Regions from separate parts of the Homo sapiens genome. Here region 1 is linked to region 2. A link is an interaction called in ENCODE POLR2A ChIA-PET data of the cell type or tissue named here. Cell type or tissue: PC-9. All regions are shown on one strand. Links, peaks and the distances in the headings refer to the core of each region. The heading gives the core; the rest is flanking DNA.

Evidence for each region. ChIA-PET counts read pairs that join two places held together with the same protein. Peaks named below come from ENCODE experiments on the same cell type or tissue, not always from the same donor. Only the 100,000 strongest peaks of a DNase experiment are listed, where the experiment ranks them.
Region 1: POLR2A ChIA-PET joins it to region 2 with 20 read pairs; 5 of 35 experiments call an interaction of 5 or more read pairs at or near these places.

Annotation. Positions count from the first base shown.
Region 1 is chr1:208,218,668-208,224,040 of GRCh38, forward strand. All of the region lies in intron 1 of PLXNA2 (plexin A2), which reads right to left. All of the region lies in intron 3 of LOC105372884 (a long non-coding RNA gene), which reads left to right. Among named protein-coding and RNA genes, the nearest start is that of PLXNA2, 23 kb to the right of the region's middle. RefSeq lists an enhancer at 997-1,291. In PC-9, for the core only: no CTCF peak of the experiment used is centred there; DNase peaks (open chromatin) are centred at 1,174 and 2,514; H3K4me3 peaks cover 494 bases; H3K27ac peaks cover 3,880 bases.
Region 2 is chr1:208,144,656-208,150,028 of GRCh38, forward strand. All of the region lies in intron 3 of PLXNA2 (plexin A2), which reads right to left. Among named protein-coding and RNA genes, the nearest start is that of PLXNA2, 97 kb to the right of the region's middle. In PC-9, for the core only: no CTCF peak of the experiment used is centred there; no DNase peak of the experiment used is centred there.

The sequences.
Region 1 (5,373 bases), core at 156-5,155, 74 kb after region 2:
AACTTGTTAGGAAAGGGAAAAATGTTGTAGCCAACAAGACTGGGATTCCCACATGTGCCATTCCGGAGCCGGAAAAGCCCTCGGGAGACAGGCAGATCTCTTGAGATTCCCCCATCCTTCTCAAGGTGGACGCCCAGCTGCTGCCAGGTAGCCAGGTCCTCGGGAAATTGCTTCAACCTCTGCCTCTCTGCAGGCAGAGCACATGGGAAGCCAGGACACACAGAGAACCAGTCTCCTTGCTAGGGGTTACTGGCTGGCTGAGTCCAGCTTCAGCCACCTGGGGCAGGGGTACCAGATTTGGGAGAATGTGGGGAGCAGCAAAGGGTGGTGAGGTGAGATTCAGTCTCATTTCAGGCACTGCTGGGGCCTCCTGACTGTTTCAGCATCCATGAAATCACCAGCGGGCCTCAGTGGGCCATGCTCGAAGCCCAGTCTCTAGCCCTGACTCCTTTACTCTTCCCCCTGCCTCCTGACTCCCAGGCTTTAAGGCTCCTCCACTTCCAGAGCCTTGGTGCTTATTCTTCCCTGTTCCAAGGAAGCTGCCCAGAGGGGCAAGGTGGGGCTCCTGAGGACAGCCTGTAGCCAGGGGCAGTCTGGGCCAGGGGCAGGAAGTCAGAGAGCAGAGCCTGGAGGTCAGAGAGCAGGACCTGGAGGTCAGAGAGCAGGGCCTGTTCCATCACTATCATGGTACTGTCCTGACTTATGGAGAGGGACAGTGGGAAGTGACTGCGGCACCAGGAGAAGGCAGCGAGCTGTCCGGCAGAGAAAGCTTTTCTCAGCTGGAAGATCATCCAGCAACCTTCTCAGGCAAGTCCAGACAGAACTCTGGGCACATAAGGTGGCAGGGATGGAAACACCCGAAGGATGGAGAGTTTGCTCCAAGGCAGCTTAGGAGAGGCCTTTCTCCCTCAACTCCCCATTCTGGCTGGATTGGGTTATAATTAGAACAGACACCACTTAGAGAATCCCCTAGAGTTTCTTTAGGAACGACCCTTCCTCTTGTTCAGTTCTGCATCCTCGGCCTGGCAGCCACCGTGGTGCCACAGTAGGTCCCACCTAACTCCCTCCTCCAACCCGACTCCCCCAGGGTGTTCGGGGTGACTCATGAGGCCCTGGGCTTCCTTGGAAAGAGGAAGGCAACACCGGCATGAGACTCAGGCTGACCTCAGCTACTCCGACACAGCCCTTCCGGCCCCAGGCGCACACCGGCAAAGCCTCCCAACAGACAGGGCTTTCAGTTTGGAAACCAGAGGTTATTTTTAGCTATGTCCTGAGGCCGGTAGCAGGACGTGAATTCCTGAAGAGGAGCTGTGGAAAGGAAATAACAGAATCCTTAAATTCTCCAGCTGGATGGGGAATTGCAAGAGGCCATTCTCTGCCCCTGTCGCTGGGAAGAAAATCTCCTTGGGTTCCAGGTGGAGAGTGGTTCCTCCTTGAGGAGCCGCGAGGGGAGGAAGGGGGTTCTGGTAGCAGAGATAACATGGAAGGACTTAGTATGCGGTTAAGATCAGCCACCTCACCTCCCTGCTTGGTATCCTCCCAAGACACAGTTTGAATAGTGAGTGGCTTTTGTTGTTGTTAGACAGAATCTGGGAACAAATTTGGGATTTGAGGCAAGTCAAGTCTCATGTCCCTTTCTGGTAGAATGGGAATAACTACAGTATGTACCTTTCAAGTTGTCATGACAGTAAATGAGACAATATAGAGACCAACCTCTTAGCATGGTTGCAGGCACACAGTGAGCACTTAACTTATGTTAGTTTTTGTTATTATTATTATTATTGAGACAGAGTCTTGCTCTGTCGCCCAGGCTGGAGTGCAGTGGTATGATCTCAGCTCATTGAGACCTCCGCCTCCCTGGTTCAAGCGATTCTGCTGCCTCAGCCTCCACAGTAGATGGGACTACAGGCACGTGCCACCACACCCGCCTAATTTTTTTTTTTTTTTTGTATTTTTAGTAAAGACAGGGTTTCACCATGTTGGTCACACTGCTCTCAATCTCCTGACCTCGTGATCCACCTGCCTTGGCCTCCCAAAGTGCTGGGATTACAGGCGTGAGCCACTGCACCTGGCCTGTTATTGTCTTTGAAGACTCCACAGGAGATGGCACTTCTGAAATCCTGCCACAGCTCTTGACTTCTCTTTTTGCTTATATTCTTCCTTTCCCACCCACAATGAGATGAACACTGTGGGTGTGCCTTTGATCCCTAGGCCTCCCCGACCCAGTGACAGAGCTCAGTCTGGGAAGCATGTGGCAAGGGGAAAGAAATAGATCCAAGGTGATCTTCTTTGTCATACTACTGCACAAGTCCCAATATAGCCTCTCCGCAGACTGCAGGAAGGCTGGTGGAAACACAGGATCCTGAGAGTTAGACTGAGAATGAGAAACGTCCTGATGTCTAGAAGGCATGAGGTCACAGGGCAGGAAGAAAGGTGGGAGACTCAGGAACCCTGGGTTCACATTCTGCCTGTGTGACTCATGAATTATAGTGTCACTCACTTTAGACCAGTCTGGCATTTCCATGAGCCTATTTCTTGATCTTAAAACAAAAGGTATTTGAATTAGTCAACCTATAAGATTTCCTTTTTCAGATAAAATGCTACCTCGAAGCTTAGTTCCTTCAGTTCCTGGAGTCTGTGATTCCAATAGCAGCTGAGGTTTTTTGCTCCAACCTGGAGAGGCTGATTAGGTCAGGAGCTTTTTTCTTTTTCTGTTTTTTTTTTTTTTTTTTTTTTTTTTCAGGCCAGTAGTTCTAAACAGACCACTCCAGCTGGGCTGTTTTCCTCTCACCCTCATGCAGCATTTGCTTTGGGACAGGCCACTCCTGATAACCAGCCAAGTGAATTCATCTCACAGGACTCAGGGACTGCCCGCCTGGGAGCAGCTGTCATTGGACACTGGAGTCAAGAGGAGGCACAGTCTCCTGCAGTGAGGGGAGGTTTGCACCCCACCTTGGGAGTGTGGCCTTCATGAAGACAGCTGACTTCAAGGGCACGTTGAGAGCCTTCATCTTTCTATGCCAAATTGATGTGACTAAGTGGCTGTTCCAAGCAGAGCCCAGTGGGCAAAGATCAGGACTCCTATCCACATTCTGAGTAAGGGAGGATGGAGCCCACCTTTGTGCCTCTGGTGAGAGGCAGTGCGATATAACAATTAAATGCATGAGCTCTGAACTTAGGTGCCTGGACGCAAATGGAGCCTATAGCTGTGTACACTTGGTCAAGGTACTTAGCCATTCTATGATGTTATCTAACTATCTATATAAAATAGGTTTAGTACTAGTAGCTACGTCATAGGATTATTACAATGAAATCAGTTAATACATATAAAAGCACTTAGAACAGTTCATGGCCATCTTAAGTGTTTAAGATACATTAGCCTTTGTTATTAGCAATTTATTTGTCATTATTTCCAGCTCCTCACCTCCATCCATCCCATCATCTGTCTTAGAATGAATTTCCCATCCTCAGTTTGGTAGACACTGGTAAACAAACATGCATTTGACTTTGCATACCCAGTGTGACTTCCTCCTATCCCCAATTTTCTGCTAGTGTCAACCTCAGGAGTTTTCTCTTAATAATGATGCTTTCTTCTTTCTGTCACATCCCTCTCTGTTTAGTGCATGAAGTCACTTGTCACATGCATTCTCAAGAGCCAAAACTTGCCTAGTCTCTGTTCTACCAGTTTCCCTCTCTCCTACTCCAAGTCTCAAACCAGGTATGCTGCTCCAGGACTCTCGCCTGAACAAGAGAGTCTCCCAGCACATGTAACTCGGAGCGTTCCTGATGCCAAGGAGAGGCCACGCTTGCCTCTTTGGGAAGCAAGTGCCACTAAATATTTTATGTGGAGGGCCCGATGACACCATCTCCCCGATCAGGATTCAGGAGGCAGGTGTTAGTGACAGCTAGTGAAGGCATCTGATACCTTCCTGATCAGCTGCTGCGGGCGTCAGTGGCAAAGCAGGGAAGAAATGACAATCAGGCGTTTCCAGTTCAGCTCAGTAGAGGATTGTCTCCTCCCTGCTACCCTCTCCTATTGCCCTTTTCAGGAGATCTGGGTGCACATGCCTCTACGTTTCCACTTGGCTTTCCCTTATAGCAAAAGGAGCTGGTGGAAAGAGAATTTAGATTTGAAATACGATTTTGCCAAATTGAGTCAAAGTTCCTGTTAGTAGCTCTCATACCCGTGGGCCCATCTGTAGCTCCACTTGCCACTAACTCCATTCCTAACAACCCTGTCATCAACATCATCGTCACCTCCAGCACCATCCTGGAGCTGACAGTTTTCATAACAATAACAGCAAAGGGTGCCTACTATTACTACTGCACCTACTAGGGAGCTCACACACTCTGAGGAGCCAGACGGTGGTAGGGAAAAGATGAGCATGAAAATGAGGGCTGTGAAATCAGGGAAGTTAGCAGCTGTTCCTGGAAGTCACTTAGCCTCCTTCCTTTCCCATGATGGAGAGGAGTCCGTCTTCTCCTTCAGCTCTTCCTTCTAATGAGTAGTGCCTTTAAAGCAGGAGAATGCTGAGGGAGATTATAAGATTATTCCAACCCACTGTTTTTTTTTTTTTTTAATATGAAAGACACCACAGCCCACAGAAAGGAAACAAATTGACCAGGGCGACTCAAAGTGAGTCAGAAACAGGCTGCAGTCAGAACCCAGACCTCATGACAAAAAGGCAGGCGCTTCCTCCATTGTAGGTGGAAGGGTCCTGGGAGTTAGTTACGTTTTGCCTTCAGGCTGTCCTGTTTTCGGGAAAGTGGATGCCTTTGATAATAGCCCCATGATACGCAGAAGTGAGTGTGGCATTGGGCCTGGACAACGAGGTGGTGCTCAGGGCAGATTCAAAGAGGGGCGGATTAAGGGGCAGAATGAAAGAAAGACACATGTCCGAATGGCTCCTTTCCCCCTTGGGGAGAATGATTGCTTCTGTCCTCTTCTAGGCCCAGGCAGGCCCAGGCAAATGTCACACTCAGGACCGTCACCTATGCTGTAACTTGGGGGCTATGGTGTCCTCTGCCACAACCCCACGGACAGGTCAGATTTAGTCTATGCACAGAAAGCTCCTTCTTCCCAAAGAGTTAGAGCTACAGCAGAAGGGATTAAAGTTAGATATTAAGGGGGACATTCTGCCTAGAGAGGATCTGCAGAGCATCCTGCCAAGGAGATTCTGAAATTTTCTGATATTGAATTTTCCTGGAAGCTGCCTAGGAATCAGTTTACCTAGAGGCAGGGGATTGGTCCCAATGATCTCAGAAGGCTCCTTTTGGTTTAAGATTTCTGTGAGAATAAAATTGTCTAAATGTGAGAGTCTGAGGCCCCATCTTTTCCCCGTGGGTGGAATGCTACTGAAGGACCTGTCTTCA
Region 2 (5,373 bases), core at 272-5,271:
TAACCTCAATGGAACCAAATAAACTCTTCTCACCCATTCCTGTGCCTCATCACTCCCCTTGTGGGACTTTCCCCTATGCTCCGCTCTTGCCCTCTTTCTCCCTAGTGAATGGGCTTCCTGCTGTTCAAGGCTGTTGCCTTGTCATCTATCAGTAAAGCCCCTCCTTCCAGAAATGTTGTTAGAAGCCCATTTGTTTCATTTTCACAGGGTCAAGGGGATTCTAAGAGTCAGCAATGGTGTTACACGGCTGAGACCACCAGCCTGTAACCTGGAGCAATTCTGATGATGAGATTCAAGCAGAAGGAAGAATAAGAGTCTCTGTGTGGGAAAATGCCCCACAGTTAAAATGGTTCTCCTTGACATTCAAAGCAGCATTCTCCCTTAGATAGACAGACCCAAATTTCCATAAGATTCTTACAGAAATATCATAGCTTTTAGTCACAAAAGTTCTTGGGCTATTGCAAGAGGTAGAGGGCAGATGTGATTGCCATGACTTCTGGTTGGCCTGGTCTCAGTTTTCTGTCTCCATAAAATGGGGATTTCAGGCCCTGCTTCTTGCCTGAGTCTGAACTGTGCCCCTCCTCTGAAGGGAAAGTGTCCCAGTGCTTCTCCCACCTTCCCTGTGACAGCTACTCCTCTCCAGGGAGATTTAAGCCTCCTCAAGGTGCTGGCTGCGTCCCAGCAGCTGCAGGGCTGGGTCCCAGGAGCTGCAGAGCCAGGCCCCTCCCTCAAGCCTGGTCTGGGATCTCCTGCCCCAGAAGGCCAGTTAACCCTCTGCTGGCTGGAATAGTCCGCTGTTTTCATGCTAATGGCACTTTAATATTCTTCATCTGCCTTTTCCTACATGTTGGCCTCTACCCTCTCCCAGAGCCTGGGCACTTGCGTGGATTCAGCAAGGCCTGCACACCAAGTCAGAAGAGAGAATGAATGCCATGGTGAGGGCCCTTCCTCTGTGGTCCCTGGGACCAGATGGTACCCGTGGCAAGATTAGAGCTGGAGTTGAACCAAAGACAACTTATCATCACATTGTCTGCTGCATTCGGTCAGGACCAATCCCAACCATTAATATTTTACTGAATCAGAGACCTAATCTGAAGGTTTTTCTTTTTCCCTGTCTGCAACCCCAATCTTTTAATAAGCCAGTTGAAGCCAGAATCAAACCTACATAAGTCTCAAATGTCAGAGGTAAAACCAAACCAGAACAGAAAATGTTGTTGGTACTGAACCCGAACTAAGCTATCCTATTTCATTCAGTCTAAATCCCGGAGAGAAATGTGGTATTGGCCAAGAAGTCTGTGACTCCCCCCACTCACCCCCGATCCATGCTATCTGCCCCAAGATGGAGTCACCTTTCAAGATACGTATAGGGGGTCAGAGAAGATGGAGAGTAGGGGCCAGGAGGCCAGGTCAAGGAGAAAAAGGTGGGGCAGGGGCTGGCAGAGAGAAGGCAGCAGATCCCCTGGGCAGCAGAGGTCTTTCCCCTCCCTTGATCCCCTTTGCTCCCTTAAGGCAACACACCAATGAGTGCAGGGTTTAAGTCTGGGCCTCAGGCCTCCTGGGTTTCCATTCTGACTCTGTTCTTCCCTGGGGCTTGATTTCTGCCTAATGGCACACTTTTAGGTGAGTTACCTCTCTGAGCCTTAGTGTTCCTCTCTGAATAACTGGAAGAAGCAATCTGCTTGGTGCCTATCACAGGAGAATCATAGACTTATAAAAATTACTGGAGCTAATCTTGTCTAAACTCTTCCATTCAAAACTTCCAATCCATGGTGGAACTGGGGTTCAAACCAGCCCCAGCTGGTGGGGTCCAGAGGAAAGCACATGGCTGAGGGGGAGAATGCCTTGGAAGTGACTAGGAAGAAGGCTGCTAATGTAGTTTAAGTCTGTGATTTTTCTCATGTCTCTGTCTTGGATAGGAAATTTTGGGTTTCAAAGCTGTCCTCTGTCTTTGCCAGAAACAGGATGGCCAGTGGTGAGGGGAGTGTCAAGGAGTCCCAAAACAAGAGTGGGATTTTAATAGCCAACCAATTGAGTTTATTCTATGGTGTCCCACAAAGTGACAGCAATAAACTGAACCAGCCCTTGCATGCGGTGCAACACCAAGATGCACAGGTCCCAAAATCCAACCAGGCAGCGGAGGATACTGGAGATGGGGCAAAGGAGGGAGGTGACAGGGACAGGTGGAATGAGTCACTGGAGTGTGTTTTTCTATTTGGGATCTTCTTCTTCTGGGAAGGCTTGACCTCGGTGGAAATGCAGAAGCTACTGGGGCTATTTTGCTTGGACAAGGCTCAGCAGCCAGATAGCACAAGGAACAGAAGAGAGTGACAGTCTTTACTGAGACCAGCAAAAGACAAAATGTGCCTAAACTACTTATTTATTTTAAGACAGGGTCTCACTCTGTGCCACCCAGGCCAAGTGCAGTGGCGCAATCACAGCTCACTGCAGCCTTGAGCTCCCAAGATCAAGCGATCCTCCTACTCAGCCACCCAAGTAGCTGGGACTACAGGTGTGCACCACCACAACTGGCTACTTTTTAATTTTTTTTTTAGAGACAGGGTCTCATTATGTTGCCCAGGCTGGTCTCAAACTCTTGAGCTCCAGTGATCCTCCCACCTCAGCCCCACGAAGTGCTAGGATTACAGGTGTGAGCTACTATGCCCAGCCTAAACTCTGACATGAGGACATTTAGTCTAGCTCTAGTAAGAACCAAAGACTTTACTATAGAATGGGTGACTATAGGAGACTGTAATCTCCTTCTCAGGAGGGTTTTAAACCCAGGATAACCCCTTTTTTTCATGGTTAAATGTGGCCCTGCCTGAAGGCAGTAGGATAGACTTGGATTCTGAAAGGTTCTGTTCACCTAAAGAATTTAATAATAGCTACCACAGTGCTACGTGCTGTCACAGTACTTAACAAAAATGAACTCATTTAACACTTCCAAGCATTCCTGAGGTAAATACTATTTTAAATCCCATTTTATAGATAAAAACTCAGAGGCACAGGAGAGTTAGGCAACTCTCTCAAGATCACACAGCTGGAGAGTGGCGTAACTGAGATTCCCAGCTAGAGCCTGAATTCTCTGAAGAGGGGGCTAATAATGGGCAAACATAGCTGCCCTTGCTGCTGAGCAGAGTAGATGGGTCATCTAAAAGTCCAAATTTCCCCCTCATCCACTCTTCCCCCTTTAGGATCCCAAGTTCAAAGTGGGACAATCTCCTATTTCCTGGGGACAACAGTAAACTCAGAACCTAATTTTTGGGGGCCTTACCTGGGGGATAAAACTCAGTTTATCAGGGCTGGCTTTGGGGCAGGAGCGTGTGAGGTAAAATCCAGCAGAGATTTAGCGTCCAGTCCTCCAGTTGAAATGAGAATGAAATAGTAACCCCATTAGTACCTTTCCTTTAAATCACAGCTATATCTGGACAGAAATTAATGTCAGCTTCTTTTCTTGAATATCCAATTCCAATCAGCATATCCAATTAACTCGCTTACCTGCAGCCCCCTCTAAACTCCTTTTCTTGTGCTTCGATTTCTTCTCTAGTTAGCCCTAATTTATGGAGCCCTTTGGTACTCTAATATCACATTATTATTAGTAGTAGTAGCAGTAGCAGTAATAGTATATATAGGTTTTCTGCAAGAGCTGTGGAAGAGCAGAATTGGGAATCTTCTTCTTGGGTTTCTTAGTAGCAAAGAGATTGGTTTGAAAGGCATCACCACACAGAAGGAAGCACTGGATCATGTCTGCAGGGCTGGGATTTAATCCCAAGGTTTTCTTTCATTGGCTGTGTGACTTCAGGCAAGTCATTTCACTTGTTTATGTAATAGTTTCTGTAGCTGTCCCATAATGGTGGGACATAATGGTCCTTAGCTCAAAAAAGATATTGTGAATGTAAAATGAGTTATTAGCTATGAATGTCAGTACTGTCCAATATTGATTTATTATGTGCCTACCATGAGCTAGGCCTGCGTTAGGAGCTGCAGATACGTGATAAAGGATAAGGATCCCCTCAGGAAGCCCGGTGATGGGGAAATGGACAATTTGTCTGGTCTTCATGAACACAGGGGTCACCCCTTGTGAGAAGAGGTTTGCATGGGGGTCCCAGGGAGACCAGCACGGGGGGCGGAGCAGCATCTCACCTGGCCTGAAGGAGGCCCTGAGGGGGTACTTCCTGGAGGAGGTGAGGCCTAAGCCAAAATGCAGGAGTGGAAATGTGGGTTCTTTGGAAAACGTACAGTGTAATATAAATATAAAGCTGTTCTTGTTATGCCTGAGCTCAGATTTCTTAGAAACTTGGTCTCTCAGACCTAAGCATTTGGAGAGGATGAGACTTTTGACACAGAGTTATTGAGCGCTCAACATCACTCTCAGCAGGTCTCAGCATCTGGCGTCCTCAAATTCACTTCAGAAGAGGCCTTTATCACTCGCTTCTACCTCTGTTCACCTAAGGACCCTATGCTTTTGTGGTCTATTAACATATATGTGGCATGTGAATGTGTATGTGTGTGGCATGTGTGGTGTGTGTACATATGTGGTGTGTGTATGAGTCTGTTGTGTGTATGTGTATGATGTGTATGTGTTGTGTGTGTATGAGTCTGTTGTATGTATATGATGTGTGTTGGATGTGTGATATGTATGTGTGTGGTGTGTGTAAATCTGTTGTGTGCATGAGTGTGGTGTGTATGTGTTGTATGTACATGGATGTGGTGTGTGTATATGTGGTATGTGTGTATGAGTCTGTTGTGTGTATGAATGTGGTGTATATGTGTTGTGAGTGTGTATGAGTATGGTATGTGTTGTATGTGGTGTATGTATGTATGGTGTGTGTAAGTCTGTTGTATGAGTATGGTGTATAGGCACTGTATGTGGTGTGTGTATGCAGTATGTGTGTATAAGTGTGGTGTGTGTATAAGTGTGGTGTGTGTATATTGTGTGTGTGTGTGTGTTCAGACCTTTAAGGAGGTGAAAGGTGGAGAGGGCCTGGTGCTGCTGAGGCTGACCCTGGGAGTGAGTTAATGAGAGTGTATCTGGAGTTGAGCATTTGGTGCTGCGAGAGAAGATTCAAGCTGAAGATTATTTTTGTAGAGCTTCATGACCCGAATTATTTATAGATTTAAGTCTTTGGTAAATTCTGTCTCTGAGACTCTTCCTCCCTCTATCCTGTACATACATTCACACACTCACATACACATACACACACACTCTCTCACATACGCATTCAACAGCAGCAACAGCAGCGGTGGCAGTCCAGGGTGCCTATTGCTGGCCCCGCCCTCTGAGCTGTGAAAACATTAACTAAGCTTGCAGAGTCAAAACTCAGCAGGCTGAGGCTCCCTGGAGGACAGCTAGGAGCCTGGCCCTAAATGCTTGGC